Linked DNA regions of Homo sapiens: region 2 is linked to region 1. A link is a contact called in ENCODE Hi-C or POLR2A ChIA-PET data. All regions are on one chromosome and are shown on one strand. The core of a region is the stretch at or near the end of the contact, and the rest is flanking DNA. Distances in the headings are between cores, read along the strand shown.

The links. Hi-C counts contacts between places; a loop is a spot of excess contacts on that map. ChIA-PET counts read pairs that join two places held with the same protein, here RNA polymerase II (POLR2A). Pooled maps may share reads with other maps.
Region 2: a pooled map shows a loop between it and region 1 (5-fold over the local background). The contact joins the promoter of ALDH1A3-AS1 here to the promoter of LRRC28 in region 1. A Hi-C loop is called at or near these places in 1 of 168 maps with a recorded cell type or tissue (OCI-LY7), 3 of 37 single-sample maps with no recorded cell type and 5 of 50 pooled maps. POLR2A ChIA-PET finds 5 or more read pairs at or near these places in 1 of 52 experiments (OCI-LY7).

Annotation. Positions count from the first base shown.
Region 1 is chr15:99,247,875-99,254,227 of GRCh38, forward strand. LRRC28 (leucine rich repeat containing 28) reads left to right here and starts at 3,607. Exons shown (of 10, transcript NM_144598.5): 1 at 3,607-3,667. It overlaps TTC23 (tetratricopeptide repeat domain 23), which reads right to left and starts at 1,707. Exons shown (of 14, transcript NM_001288615.3): 1 at 1,297-1,707. RefSeq lists an enhancer at 3,082-3,131 and a silencer at 3,382-3,921.
Region 2 is chr15:100,914,844-100,921,713 of GRCh38, forward strand. It overlaps ALDH1A3-AS1 (ALDH1A3 antisense RNA 1), which reads right to left and starts at 4,440. Exons shown (of 2, transcript NR_135827.1): 1 at 3,961-4,440. It overlaps LRRK1 (leucine rich repeat kinase 1), which reads left to right and starts at 4,514. Exons shown (of 34, transcript NM_024652.6): 1 at 4,514-4,608. ALDH1A3 (aldehyde dehydrogenase 1 family member A3) reads left to right here. Exons shown (of 13, transcript NM_000693.4): 13 at 1-1,783. RefSeq lists silencers at 3,181-3,400, 4,161-4,750 and enhancers at 3,186-3,778, 3,531-3,620, 3,671-3,790, 4,965-5,556, 6,083-6,142.

The sequences.
Region 1 (6,353 bases), core at 2,357-4,856:
AAACAATCATTGAGTTATATCCTTAAGACAAATGAACTTTATAATATATAAATTATACTTCATTAAAGCTGTTAAAAATAGCTATGAAACCACAACGCAGTTTTATGTGTAATTCTGGTTTTTATACATATTATGACAAGACTTTTATAAAGACGGGGCAACCATGACTCCCCAAGACAGTGTGGCAGCGGTCCCCAAAAATCTTAAAGAAGTAAACTCAATGCTTTCGAAGACTACAAAGAAGTGCATCAAAATTTATATTATTCAACAATGATAAGGTAAATGTATTCGGGTAAGAAGCATGGTTACTAACCTGTGTGCCAGTATTTACACAGCATGGGGCCCCTTAGCTTCTGGTCTCTGCTCTGGTCTAGCCATCTTAAATTCCACTGTCAGTTTTATTGTCTTCAAATATTACTTTCATAAGGGGTGCCTCCTGTTCCAAACACAGGACCCAAACCCCTGATTTTGGGAATTCCGGCTCTTTATATTTCTCATGCTGCTTTTTAAAATTTGTAACCAAAGTTTCCAAATGAACCTTCTGCCGCAGTCAGAACCAACTCTTCCTCAGGCTGCATGTATTTGCTAACAACTCACTCACTAGTAGGGATGCCACTTCCCTTATTTTTCTCTCTGAAATTCTGCCCATTGCTCAGGCCCAAATTGAGTCTTACCCATACTGTGAAGCCTTCTCTGAATAATTCATCTCACATTGAGCTGAGCTCCTGAAGCACCTGTGCTCTACAACAGTCATCCGGGCATTAAGAACTGTTCAGAAGTTTTAGTTTAAATGTTCTGAGCCTCATTTGTCCCTGCTCTTGAGGGGCTGGATTTTATTACTTTATATTCCCCTATATGGATTAACACAGGCAACTTAAGAAATAGTCATGTTCATCAACGTTTCCTTGATAAATTCTTTTGTATTTGTTTTAATTAAAAATGTCATTTTTGAAATATGATTGCTGGATTTTTTTGAGAATTTACCCTTACATGCTGATTCTGCTTCAGGTATCTGTAGTATGTTTTGTTCAGCCATTAGCAGATCTGTCCCTGGAATCCCTAATCCACAAATATACACAAAATTTGGGTTCAAGCAACTCTATTTTCTCCTATATCTTTTAATAGATATATTATCTATTATGCCAGGTATGACAATATATAAACAAAAATATCCATATAAAAATTACAATATTACTAAATGTCCTTCTAAATCCACACTTAAGCAACAATAACGAAGCACAGTTTCTTAAAGTAGAAAATGATCTATAGTTAATCTTATTATCTTGCCTCCTTTACCTTTCAAAAATCCACTGATAATCTGGGCATGATGCTTTCAAACTTCACCCTAAAGAGAAAAATGCTCTCTGAACACTCTTCTTCCTGCTGTCTTTAAATTGTGCCTGTATTTTCTCTGCTTTTCCTTTGACACTCAATCACTCCTTTAAAACTTGTAAAAAACCGGAAAAGTTTCTGTAACTCTCCAATCTCCAACTATGTCGTAAAATCCCTTGCCAGTTTACCCAGTCTGCTGGAGAGGCTCACCGTTTCTTTTTCGAGCGAATTACACAGTTGTCTTGGCAGCGTGATTTGCCCTCTGGTTCCTGCTTTATCAGTTTGGTGATTCTTTGTACAGATTGATAACCATGAAAAAGTCTAAAGTAGGGCAGTTCCGGAGCAGCCTTTTCCCATAAAGCAAGCGGGTACCTCACAAAACTCCAGGCAAAAGAATGAATGATAGAGCACTCACCAATAGCGAGTGGAGAAGAGTATTTTGTCGAAGTTTGCAAACCAATCTTTGGGAGCCAGAGGTGGGAATTTTAAAATGAGGTCTTTTCCTTGGAATTTTCTTAAAGTGGTATCGTTGCCTGTTGATATTGAAGTTTGTCAAAGAACGTGAAATCACCAGCTTAGAGGATTTTTTTCCCCTTTAAGAGAGACAAAACGTGCGAATTGATTCTCTACAAATTGTGAGAACTTCAAGAGTGGGGTCATAAAGTATTATCAAATATAATCACTTGGTAACTTTTGTGTCAATGTGGGGAGGAGGTGAAGGTTATTTTAACATGATTCATTTTTCATGATCAAATATCAGATATTAATCACTGAAAAACAGTATTCCCCATTAAAAAAAAGAAATGAAAACTAAGAGGCTAACATTGTTTTCAAAAAACTGTTCTACTGTTAATCTTTTTTCTTTTTTGGGGGGTGTAACTCTTCATATATTAGCAGCAAGTCTTATTATTTGGGCTGACCATTAAACACCGTATCTTTGTTTTTACACAAAATGTGGATTTCCTCATTTTAAGACCAGCAAAAAATTTCTGAGTGCCACGAATTCTTAGGTATTCCGAAACTATCTTAGAAATACATGACATATACCAACCATGCTGTATACCTGAATAGCTCTTGAAGACCAGATTTAATAGATAACTGATAATTTTTATTATAACTCATACCTTGTTTTAAAACCAATGTTTTTTATTTAATATAACTCTGCTTTCTAGGTTATTCGTCTCTATGAATAATTAAGTCAGCAACTGTAAAAACTACTTCATTATAAAGTTAAAGTTCCTTGACAAGGAGCCTCGCAAACTCATAGACAGGCTTTCCACAGAACAAAAAATATCAGCGGTTGTAGTAGAGGATTATACTTTAAAATCTTCATTTCAGAAGGAAATTTGTCATATTAATGAGACACTTTAAAAAGTGTCTTTTAAAAATGTTTCCGAACTATGCTTCCAAGTATTTTTAACAGCATAAAGCCCTCTTTCATGCTATTTCGCTGACATAATAATTTTCGTCTTGAAGAAATACATATTGACGGCCTACTCAGTCAGGCTAGGAAGTGTCATTGTATTTAACTCTCTAAATTGTTCCTGACCTTTTTAGCAATCTTTACTCAAAATAAACCTTGGGTGTTTGAAGGGCAGAGACTAGGTTACGTCCTCCTCATCTTTGTTATCTACCAGTTCGTAGTGACCCCTTAAATCCGGTGCTTAGACTCACTACTTGCTAAATAACGTTGGCTTCGTTACATAAACCCACTGGCCTGTTTTTCAACGGTCAGACTGGCGCTGTTAGTCCCTGTGTCATGGGATTGCTGTCAAGGGTTCAACGAGATAATCTATAAACAGCTCTTAGAACGAACGCTCAACGTGGGATCATTGTTGTAATCCCTCAACGTGTGCTCTGAATGAGAAGCCGAGTGACTGAATGAATGTATGAATGAAGGAACAGGTCAGTAACTGGCGGTTCCCGAAGTTGGAGCCGACTAAATTACCCCTTCAAGACGCTAAGCAAAAGCCACTCCGTCGACATCAAACCCCACGCCGGAGCCGGAAGCAAGAGTAGAGCCGCGGGCGGGGCCAGCATAGAGGAAGTAGCGCTCTCGGCCAATACACAGATCGCTTGGCAAACGAGCATTTTCCCGCGCCTATCGTGAAAGCGCGAGAACACAGGGGATTATCGCGAGGTTCCGTGCTCCTCTCCCGCTCCCTCTTCCCCAGCTCCCTCTGGCGCGGGTTCCGCTCCACCCCCGGAGCCCCGCCCCCGACGCCCGGCGCTCCGCCCCGCCCTCGCCTGGCTCCCTGCCCCGCCCCGCCCGCCGTCCCCCGCTTGGCTTCCAGCGCCGCTTGCGCTCCGGAGCGCTGGCTCTGCTGGCGCTGAGGTGAGTAGAGCTGTCCGCCTCGTCGGGTGATTCAAGTGGCGAGGCTCTCTGACCCGGCCCCCCGGCGGGGACGCCCCAGACGTGGTCCTGCCAAAGCGTCCGGGTCGCGGCGAGTGGGACAGCGGAGCCGTCCGGGCCTCGGGTGGCCACAGCTGCCGGGTCCTCCTCCCACTCTGCGGCCCGCGGCCCCTGGGACCCGAGAACCCTGATACCGGGTCCGTGAAATCCCTGCTGCTGGGCTCGCTGCTTCCCAACTGTAACGATCTCAGTGGCTGGCTAACTCGGGCGAAACGGCGTGTGTTTTGCCTAAGACTCTGCCAGTGTTTGTTACCACAGCTGAGAAAATAGCCTTTTACAAATGCTTTTAATATGTAGCTTATAGTTCTCTAATCTCCAGCGTTAGGAAATTGGAATGCGTATTCTACTAAATTGAGTACGGGGAGGTCAGTATAAGGGACTCCTTCCTTTCAAAATACTCCTTAATATGTGTGGAATTTTGTTGAGAGGTTTTTGATTTTTTTGTTTTGTTTTTAATAATAAGATAGATTGGTGTTCACCTGTCAGAAAGCTCGTGTGTAAGTGCAGCTGTATACAGCTGATATTAAGTAATACTATTTGCCTTAACTACATAAGAGGTAGTATAACTATACAAGAGGTAGTTTGCTTAACTAGGTAAGATGTAGTCAAGTGAAATGGGGTAAGAAAATTACCTTGTTAAAGGCTGTGTATGGCCCGTGAATGCATACTGCAAAACTGTGAGCATTGTTGATGCTTTATTGCTATTATTGGCAGTTTTAGGATTTCATTTGTTTAGATTTTATCTCCCAAACAGCCTTTGTAGCAATTTTAACAGAGTGTAATGGTGTTTTTGAGGCAGCCAATCCCAGCCAGAACATTCAGAAGGAAAGCCGTCAGGTTACAGGGACTGTCTTATTGAATCTTCCTTCAGTGAGTGTGGTTTTGCATTATAGGGCGGCGGTGCACACGCTTTGTAGTCAGTCCACCTGCGATGGAACTATGGCATGTTACCCTCTGAGAAACTCAGTTTCCTCCTCTACAAAACGGGCTACATAATGTCTATTGCAGTGCATGGTTGTAAAGATTAGACATCCTTGTGGCATGTAGCAAGCTTATAGGCTCTATCCGTGGTCTTGACATAGTTGGATGAAAAATCAACCTTGCAATGTTCTTCCACATGTCATCAGATATTAGAAGGCCTACTTTAAAATTTTAAGTCCCTGGATACATGTGCAGAATATGCCGGTTTGTTACATAGGTAAACGTGTGCCATGGTGATTTGCTGCACCTGTCAACCCATCACCTAGGTTTTAGGAAGGGTTACTTTTAGTTACTGTGCTAGATGCAGGTATGCAAGCGTGAAGAAAACAACGCAGTCCCTGCCCTCAGGATTTCTAAATAAGTTTCGGAAGGGTTTATTTACAGGCTTTTTGGCTTTATTGACAATAGACAGATGCAACGATAAATATTTAAGTGACAAATTGTGAGGAGTCCTACGAAGAAAAAACAAACAGCCAAGTTCCTCTGAAAGAACACCAGGGGAATTACTTTGGGATAGGGAAGTGATTTTTTTTTTTTTAAGACTGAGTCTCGCTCTGTCGCTCAGGTTGGAGTGCAGTGGTGCGATCTCGGTTTACTGCAAGCTCCGCCTCCCGGTTTCAAGAGATTCTCCTGCCTCAGTCTCCCGAGTAGCTGGGATTACAGGCGCCCGCCACCAAACCCAGCTAATTTTTGTATTTTTAGTAGAGATGGGGTTTCGCCAAGTTGGCCAGGCTGGTCTCGAACTCCTCACCTCAGGTGATCCACCCTCCTCGGCCTCCCAAAGTGCTAGGATTACAGGCGTGAGCCACTGCGCCCGGTCTCAGGAAGTAATTTTTATGTTGAAATCTGGAGAATGATGGGACATTGCTTTCTAGGCTAAGAGGAGACCAGCAAGTGCTGTTAGGGGTTTAGTAGCTTTGAGGATTGGAAAAGCCCAGAAGCTTGGTGAGAAGCCAAGCAGAGTTGCTGGAGAAGTGGGTGGGGGCAGATGGTGAGGCACCCTCAAGGCCTAGTATGAGTTGATTTTCTAAGTAAGAAGTTTCTGAAGGGTTTATTTAGTAAGATGTGTACCGAAAAGAGTGAGATGTAATTGGATGTACATTTTTAAAGGCCCATTGCTGGGATTAATGTGTTGGAAGTGACTAGAGTGGACACAGGGAGACTGGTAATACTGTTGGCCAGGCAGGAGATGACTGTGGCTTGTGGTTTTGGCAGATGGAGAGATTTGGATGGATTTGAGATGTATTTGGGAGATAGAGGCCACTAGCCTTGTGATAGATTGGAGGTGGTCAGAATATGAAAGGATGGAATCATTCATGACTTCCTGCTTCTCCGGCTTGAGCCACTGGGTGGATGGAGGGGTGAGCCATTTACTGAGATGGGAAAAACTGTGGAGATTCGGATTGATGATGAAAATGGAAAGCTCTTTGAATGTGTTAAGTTTGAGATGGTTGTGAGACATCTAAACTGCTAACAGTTTCCTAGTTCAGTGAATAATTACCTATGAAGTTTCACTTTCTACACAGAATCATTGATGTTATTTGTAGTCTACTTCCCTTTGCTTTACAGGTAGGATAATTAAGATGTGGAAAAATTATCTTGCACAAAGTCACATTAATATATCTCA
Region 2 (6,870 bases), core at 3,190-5,689, 1.7 Mb after region 1:
AAATGACATTTCTGACCTTCCCGGGACACATTCTTCTGGAGGCTTTACATCTACTGGAGTTGAATGATTGCTGTTTTCCTCTCACTCTCCTGTTTATTCACCAGACTGGGGATGCCTATAGGTTGTCTGTGAAATCGCAGTCCTGCCTGGGGAGGGAGCTGTTGGCCATTTCTGTGTTTCCCTTTAAACCAGATCCTGGAGACAGTGAGATACTCAGGGCGTTGTTAACAGGGAGTGGTATTTGAAGTGTCCAGCAGTTGCTTGAAATGCTTTGCCGAATCTGACTCCAGTAAGAATGTGGGAAAACCCCCTGTGTGTTCTGCAAGCAGGGCTCTTGCACCAGCGGTCTCCTCAGGGTGGACCTGCTTACAGAGCAAGCCACGCCTCTTTCCGAGGTGAAGGTGGGACCATTCCTTGGGAAAGGATTCACAGTAAGGTTTTTTGGTTTTTGTTTTTTGTTTTCTTGTTTTTAAAAAAAGGATTTCACAGTGAGAAAGTTTTGGTTAGTGCATACCGTGGAAGGGCGCCAGGGTCTTTGTGGATTGCATGTTGACATTGACCGTGAGATTCGGCTTCAAACCAATACTGCCTTTGGAATATGACAGAATCAATAGCCCAGAGAGCTTAGTCAAAGACGATATCACGGTCTACCTTAACCAAGGCACTTTCTTAAGCAGAAAATATTGTTGAGGTTACCTTTGCTGCTAAAGATCCAATCTTCTAACGCCACAACAGCATAGCAAATCCTAGGATAATTCACCTCCTCATTTGACAAATCAGAGCTGTAATTCGCTTTAACAAATTACGCATTTCTATCACGTTCACTAACAGCTTATGATAAGTCTGTGTAGTCTTCCTTTTCTCCAGTTCTGTTACCCAATTTAGATTAGTAAAGCGTACACAACTGGAAAGACTGCTGTAATAACACAGCCTTGTTATTTTTAAGTCCTATTTTGATATTAATTTCTGATTAGTTAGTAAATAACACCTGGATTCTATGGAGGACCTCGGTCTTCATCCAAGTGGCCTGAGTATTTCACTGGCAGGTTGTGAATTTTTCTTTTCCTCTTTGGGGATCCAAATGATGATGTGCAATTTCATGTTTTAACTTGGGAAACTGAAAGTGTTCCCATATAGCTTCAAAAACAAAAACAAATGTGTTATCCGACGGATACTTTTATGGTTACTAACTAGTACTTTCCTAATTGGGAAAGTAGTGCTTAAGTTTGCAAATTAAGTTGGGGAGGGCAATAATAAAATGAGGGCCCGTAACAGAACCAGTGTGTGTATAACGAAAACCATGTATAAAATGGGCCTATCACCCTTGTCAGAGATATAAATTACCACATTTGCCTTCCCTTCATCAGCTAACACTTATCACTTATACTACCAATAACTTGTTAAATCAGGATTTGGCTTCATACACTGAATTTTCAGTATTTTATCTCAAGTAGATATAGACACTAACCTTGATAGTGATACGTTAGAGGGTTCCTATTCTTCCATTGTACGATAATGTCTTTAATATGAAATGCTACATTATTTATAATTGGTAGAGTTATTGTATCTTTTTATAGTTGTAAGTACACAGAGGTGGTATATTTAAACTTCTGTAATATACTGTATTTAGAAATGGAAATATATATAGTGTTAGGTTTCACTTCTTTTAAGGTTTACCCCTGTGGTGTGGTTTAAAAATCTATAGGCCTGGGAATTCCGATCCTAGCTGCAGATCGCATCCCACAATGCGAGAATGATAAAATAAAATTGGATATTTGAGAAACATTGTGCTTTTTCATTTAAAGACCAAAGTCATTTGAATTCGATGGCAGGCCTTTCTCTTTCTGAGACCTGTACGAAATGGCTGATATTAAAGCAGGATCAATAATGTAAGCATAAAATTACATTTGCTCAGTCAGTCGGGCCCAGTGCTTTGCCTGAGTGTGAAACCCATTTCTGTGGGCTTGGGGGTTGACCAGGCAAGGAGCTGGGCCTCAGAGGTTCCATGTCATAGCTGGCTGAGTTTCAGCTGTTATCTAAGCTGCCTGAGTCTCCTTTTATCATAAAGTAGTGATGGTGTCAGTGTGCGAAATGGTGGGGAGGACTGCATGAGGATTGACGGACAGCATTGTGCCCCTGACGGTGAGCACAAGTGTCTGTTTTTGTCACCTTTTCCTCTAGAGAAATCTAGAGGATCTAGAGAAAGGATCAATTTGGGTTTTACTGACCTCAAGTTTCTAAAGCTTCTAACCAAGAAGCCTCAATCACCCCGTTGTGAGCTGACGCTGCCATTGGCTCAAGATCATTGCTGGTACTGGGGTATGTCCTCCAAGCTCATCCCTTGCATTTGATGTGGAAAGCCCAGATCATTTTGACATGGGTGGCAAAGCACCACCACTTTAACAAAAAAGGGAGGCTGGGATCAGATCTCTCGTAACATATGCACTTATGTTAAGAGAATTTAGACACATTATTTAGAGACATCCCATTTCTCAATCCAAATGTGAGCAGGAAACTGTAGGAGAAGGATATTTTCCCTCATTTGGTGTCCCGGAACATGACTCCCTGAAGGGAGCCATTCTGGGGACAATTGGAGGGTGTGGTATGCGTGTGCACACATGCATTTGTGTGCCTGGTGTGCGTGTGGGGGTTGGCACCTCTCTAGAAGTGGACCCTTTGGGATGTCCTAGCTTCTCCTGCTGGTGGATGAAGCCTTTCTAATGGCTTTGCTCCTTGCTCCTAGGCATGAGCTTGAAGGGGGATAATGAAGGGCGTTTAGGAAGTTGCTCAAGGAAGACTGTCTGAGGAAACTGCGTACTGGGCTGAAGAAAGACAACCGGAAAACACTGAAGGAGCGCTCAGCCACTGCACCTTCAAAAAGGCAGAAAAGTCAGTTCAGGGAGGTGCCTCCCAGCTACCCCACCCACCTCAGGAGGGGTCATTCCAACCTAGGGTGCTGAGAATCTGGGTGGGATTACCAGCAAAAGCTAGAGAACCATGGGTCAGCGACCCTTAGGAAGAAGTGGAAAGGAGTCTTAACTTACCTGCAATAACCTTCCTATGCGAAGTTGTGGCTAACGCATGCCTAATGGCTAGAATTAAATGCTGGGAATATAACGAGCTCAGCACAGGTTATCCGCGTGTCAGATGTTCCTGCTGTCTTCTACAGTGGGGACATTTCCTAGCCTATTCCCAGGCTCCTTTAGAAGGGAAGTGGAGGTGCCCCATCTTCACCTGCCGCGTCCCCTCCAGCGTCTGCCCGGGCCCTGGGCCTGCGCTCCCTCGCGGTGGCGCCAGGTGGCGGGGCTGCGCGCCCTGGAGGAGCTGCACCGCCGTCGCGGGGCTCTCTCAGCACTGAGGACACCACGCCCTGCAAATTGTTGGGAACTTGTCGGTGGCAATCACACTGCTGGCTCCTGCAAACTGGTGTGAGGCCCTCAGGGGTGAGAACAGGATTGCAGAACTGCGCTCACCCTTTTGGAAAGTCGTCCAGTGGCAGAAGTAGCCTCCCAGGAGCAGAGCGAAGCTGCTCGGTGGTCCCCTCTCCAACCAGGGACCCAAGAAGCCGCTCAAGGGAACACGGCCCCGCGGCGTCCGGGAGGTCCTGCAGGAGCCCTGCGGCTGCCCCGGTTCTGTGAAATGGCAGTGAGGGTGGGGGAGATGTGCGCTAAATCCTGGGAACGTGCGAGTCATAACTTTCCAGGAGAGGGGCCCAGGGCGCTGGTCCTGCAGGGCGTGGAACCCTCTGCTCTTCCTGAGCAGGCTTTGTCCCCGGGTCGACACGGGGAGCTCAGCGTGAGGCCCGCCTGCAGCGTGGACGCAGATCTTTTTTATGGTCTGCGTTTCTGTATTAGCCTCAGCAGCCTGGTGACGCCTTTATAAAAGGTCGAAACACGATAAATTGCCAATATTCCACGTTTTATGTATTCCCCCCAAAGCCGACAATTAACAATGACTCACCGAGCAGCAGATTCTTTGCACACATCCATAATTGAATCAGTAAAATCCATGTGTTGGAGGATATGCAAATTGCAGGTCGTTAACGCTTTAGAACGACACATTTCTGTATCGCCCCGTGAAGAGCTCTACGCACATGAATGTTCCCCGTCTGTTTAACTGTTACGGCCGCAGTGTGTGGGCCGCAGGCGCGCTGGGGGCTCATCTGCTGATTTTGCTGCCCCTGGAGCAGAGGGATAGCGAAAGCGGGGCTGAGCGCAGCACGGACCGATCCCATCGCCGCGCTCGCCCCGCGTGGAGGCAGCCGGGTGCCCGAACCTGAAGGAGGACCCGGTGCCGGAAGGGCCCGCGGACCCCGGCGTCTCCCGGGGCATCGAGCGCCATCGCCCGCGTTTTACGGCCAGGGAAACTGAGGCGGCCGCCGAGGGGACGCCTCGCGACGGTTCCTGGGAGAGCTGGCGGCGGCCTTGCTCTGCGCGCTCTTCGCGCCGCCCTCCCCGCCCGCCCGCCTCAGGATTGAGGAAGTGCGTCTGGGCCCGGCCCCGGCGCGGGGGGCAGACGGCGGTGGGACGGCCAGGCCCCGGCCCCGCCAGTGTGTCCGCCCGGCCCCGCGTCCCGGAGCGCCCGCACCCGGCCCCGCCGCCGCCTCAGGTAAGCGCCGCTCCTGCCGGCGCCCCCCGGCGGCCTGGCTGCCTCCCGGCCCCGCCCGGGGAACCCAGAGCCCGCGCCCGGCGCCCGCGGGGAGCCTCGGCCTCTGCCTGCCCGCGGGCCCCTGCGCTCCGGGCGGCCGCGTGGTCGGGCACGGGGGGCCGTTGCGCAGGGGCCGCGGCCCGAGGGGCGCGGAGGGCGTGTGGGGCGACCCCGGTCTCACGTCCCCGCTGCCTCCCGCCGCGCCCGGAGCCCAGCCAGCCTGTGGGAGGGGAGCGCGCGGGGCCCGAGCAGGGAACCCCGAAACCCCGTCCGGGCAGGGTCGGGAAAGCTGGGAAGCGGAGGCAAGAGACACGAGTCGGGAGACACGAGCCGGGGAGCCCATAGGTTTCCTCTGCCTTTGGAGCGAACCCAGTCCCTTAGCGGGGAGCGGGCGGAGTGTGAGCGCGCGGGTGAGCCCGTGCCGGGGTGTCGGCAAGAGACCGCCCGGGAGCCTCTCGCTGGTCCGGGGCTTCCTGGGGTTGCGGGGCGGCCCAGCGAGGCTTCACCCTCCTCGATGTCTGGGTCACGCTTCTTGCCCAGGTGGTCTCTGGCTGGCGCAGATACAACTGCTCTGTCTACCATGGTCTCTGCAAGCTACAGGGGACCTTCCTGGCAGGCAGGGACGCGGGAAGGAAGCCTAGGAAGGCCGGGGTCAGCGAGGAGACGCTGGTGGAGAATCTGAGAACCCCCGTGGCCATCTCAACCTACCCCTTCACAGTATGAGGCCGCGAAGTTTTTCTCCCACGAACACTTCCCCTGCAACAGGTAGAGAAACGGGGGCATATAGCTTTCAGCAAACCTCTCACCGTGTACACTAATGATAGAGTTTGCCAGCCACTCACAGGGTATCAAAATGCCCAGACATTAAAGGGATAGCTAGAACATGCACAATTTTGGAAAATGTTAACATTAAACGCCTTTTATGATTTGATTCTCTTCATCTTTGCCTATGTCCTGAAAGAGAAAATAATATAACAAACTAACCTCACACCTAATTTGTTCCTAAAGGAGGTTTTGCGGTCAGCCAAACCTTTCCCTCTCCCAAAAGTCGATGTCTCTGGCAGTGACCTCGCAGTCAACTCGGATCCTCAGATAAAAAACATTCAGTCTGTTGAATCTATGTCTAAAATGTGTCCTGATCTGTCCCCTTTTTCTTATGCCCCCACCCCCCACCCTGCCCCTTGTCCAGGGTACCAGCATCTCTTTACTGTAGGATTTCAGTTCCCCCTTCCTCCATTCTCTATATAGCAGCGTGCGTCTGTGTGTGTCTGTGTGTTTAAATGGGTAAATCAGACCATATCAGTCCTCTTTATGGAGTCCTTCAGTAGCTTCTCCTTGCAACTGGCACGCAATCCAGGAGACCTCCTTCTCCTCACACCCCCAGCTGATCCAGCCTCTGCTGTCTCGGACCACCAGGCCATTGCCCCAGGCCACACTGGCTGAGCTTGCTGTCCAGCACTGGTCCCCTGCACTGCTGCCTCCTGACTCTTCACACAGCCTCAGAAAGTCTTCCCTGGTCACCCTCTGAAAACCCACGCTCCCTCTCACATCCCTCACTCTGCAGCCTCCCTGCAGTCCCCATTCTGTACTCCTTCTTTATCTGTTTAATTTCTCCTTAATTATCTTGTGGTCTCCACTGGAGCTCTTGGGGTCAGAGACTGATCTGTCTTGCTTATTGCTGTGCCCTCATTCCCATAACTGTACAGGGAGATACCCCGTGCATGGTGGTAGAGTGACTGGATGGGGAATGGACAACCCTAACTTACCTGTGGTTTCAGACTCATGGAGCATTTCTCTCCTCCACCCTTTTTGGGCTCATCTGGGATTGAGAACAACATATTTCTCTGGCCTGCAGCTCCAAGATATTTGGATGCCCCCAAACCCATTAAACACATTTTATAGGCAAAAGCCAATGCTAGTAAGGGATGCAAATAGCACTCAAGAGATTTCTAGAATCATGGGCTAACCATTTTGACCAGGATTTTGTTTCAAAAAGGAACTAGGTGATATGAATGAGCATGTCTAGCATGCTTTGCTTGCAAGGGACTTCTAACTTCTAACTGATATCGACAGTCCTTCCCAAGCCTCCTAAAATATCTGGGCTTCTCTGCTGTCAGAAGCTTTATAGCAATTACTTAGCTGTCTGCTCCCCCACCAGCTTCACAAACTCATGAAGTTCCCTCTTCATAGAAAGAACTCAATAAGACATTTGTAGAATGAATG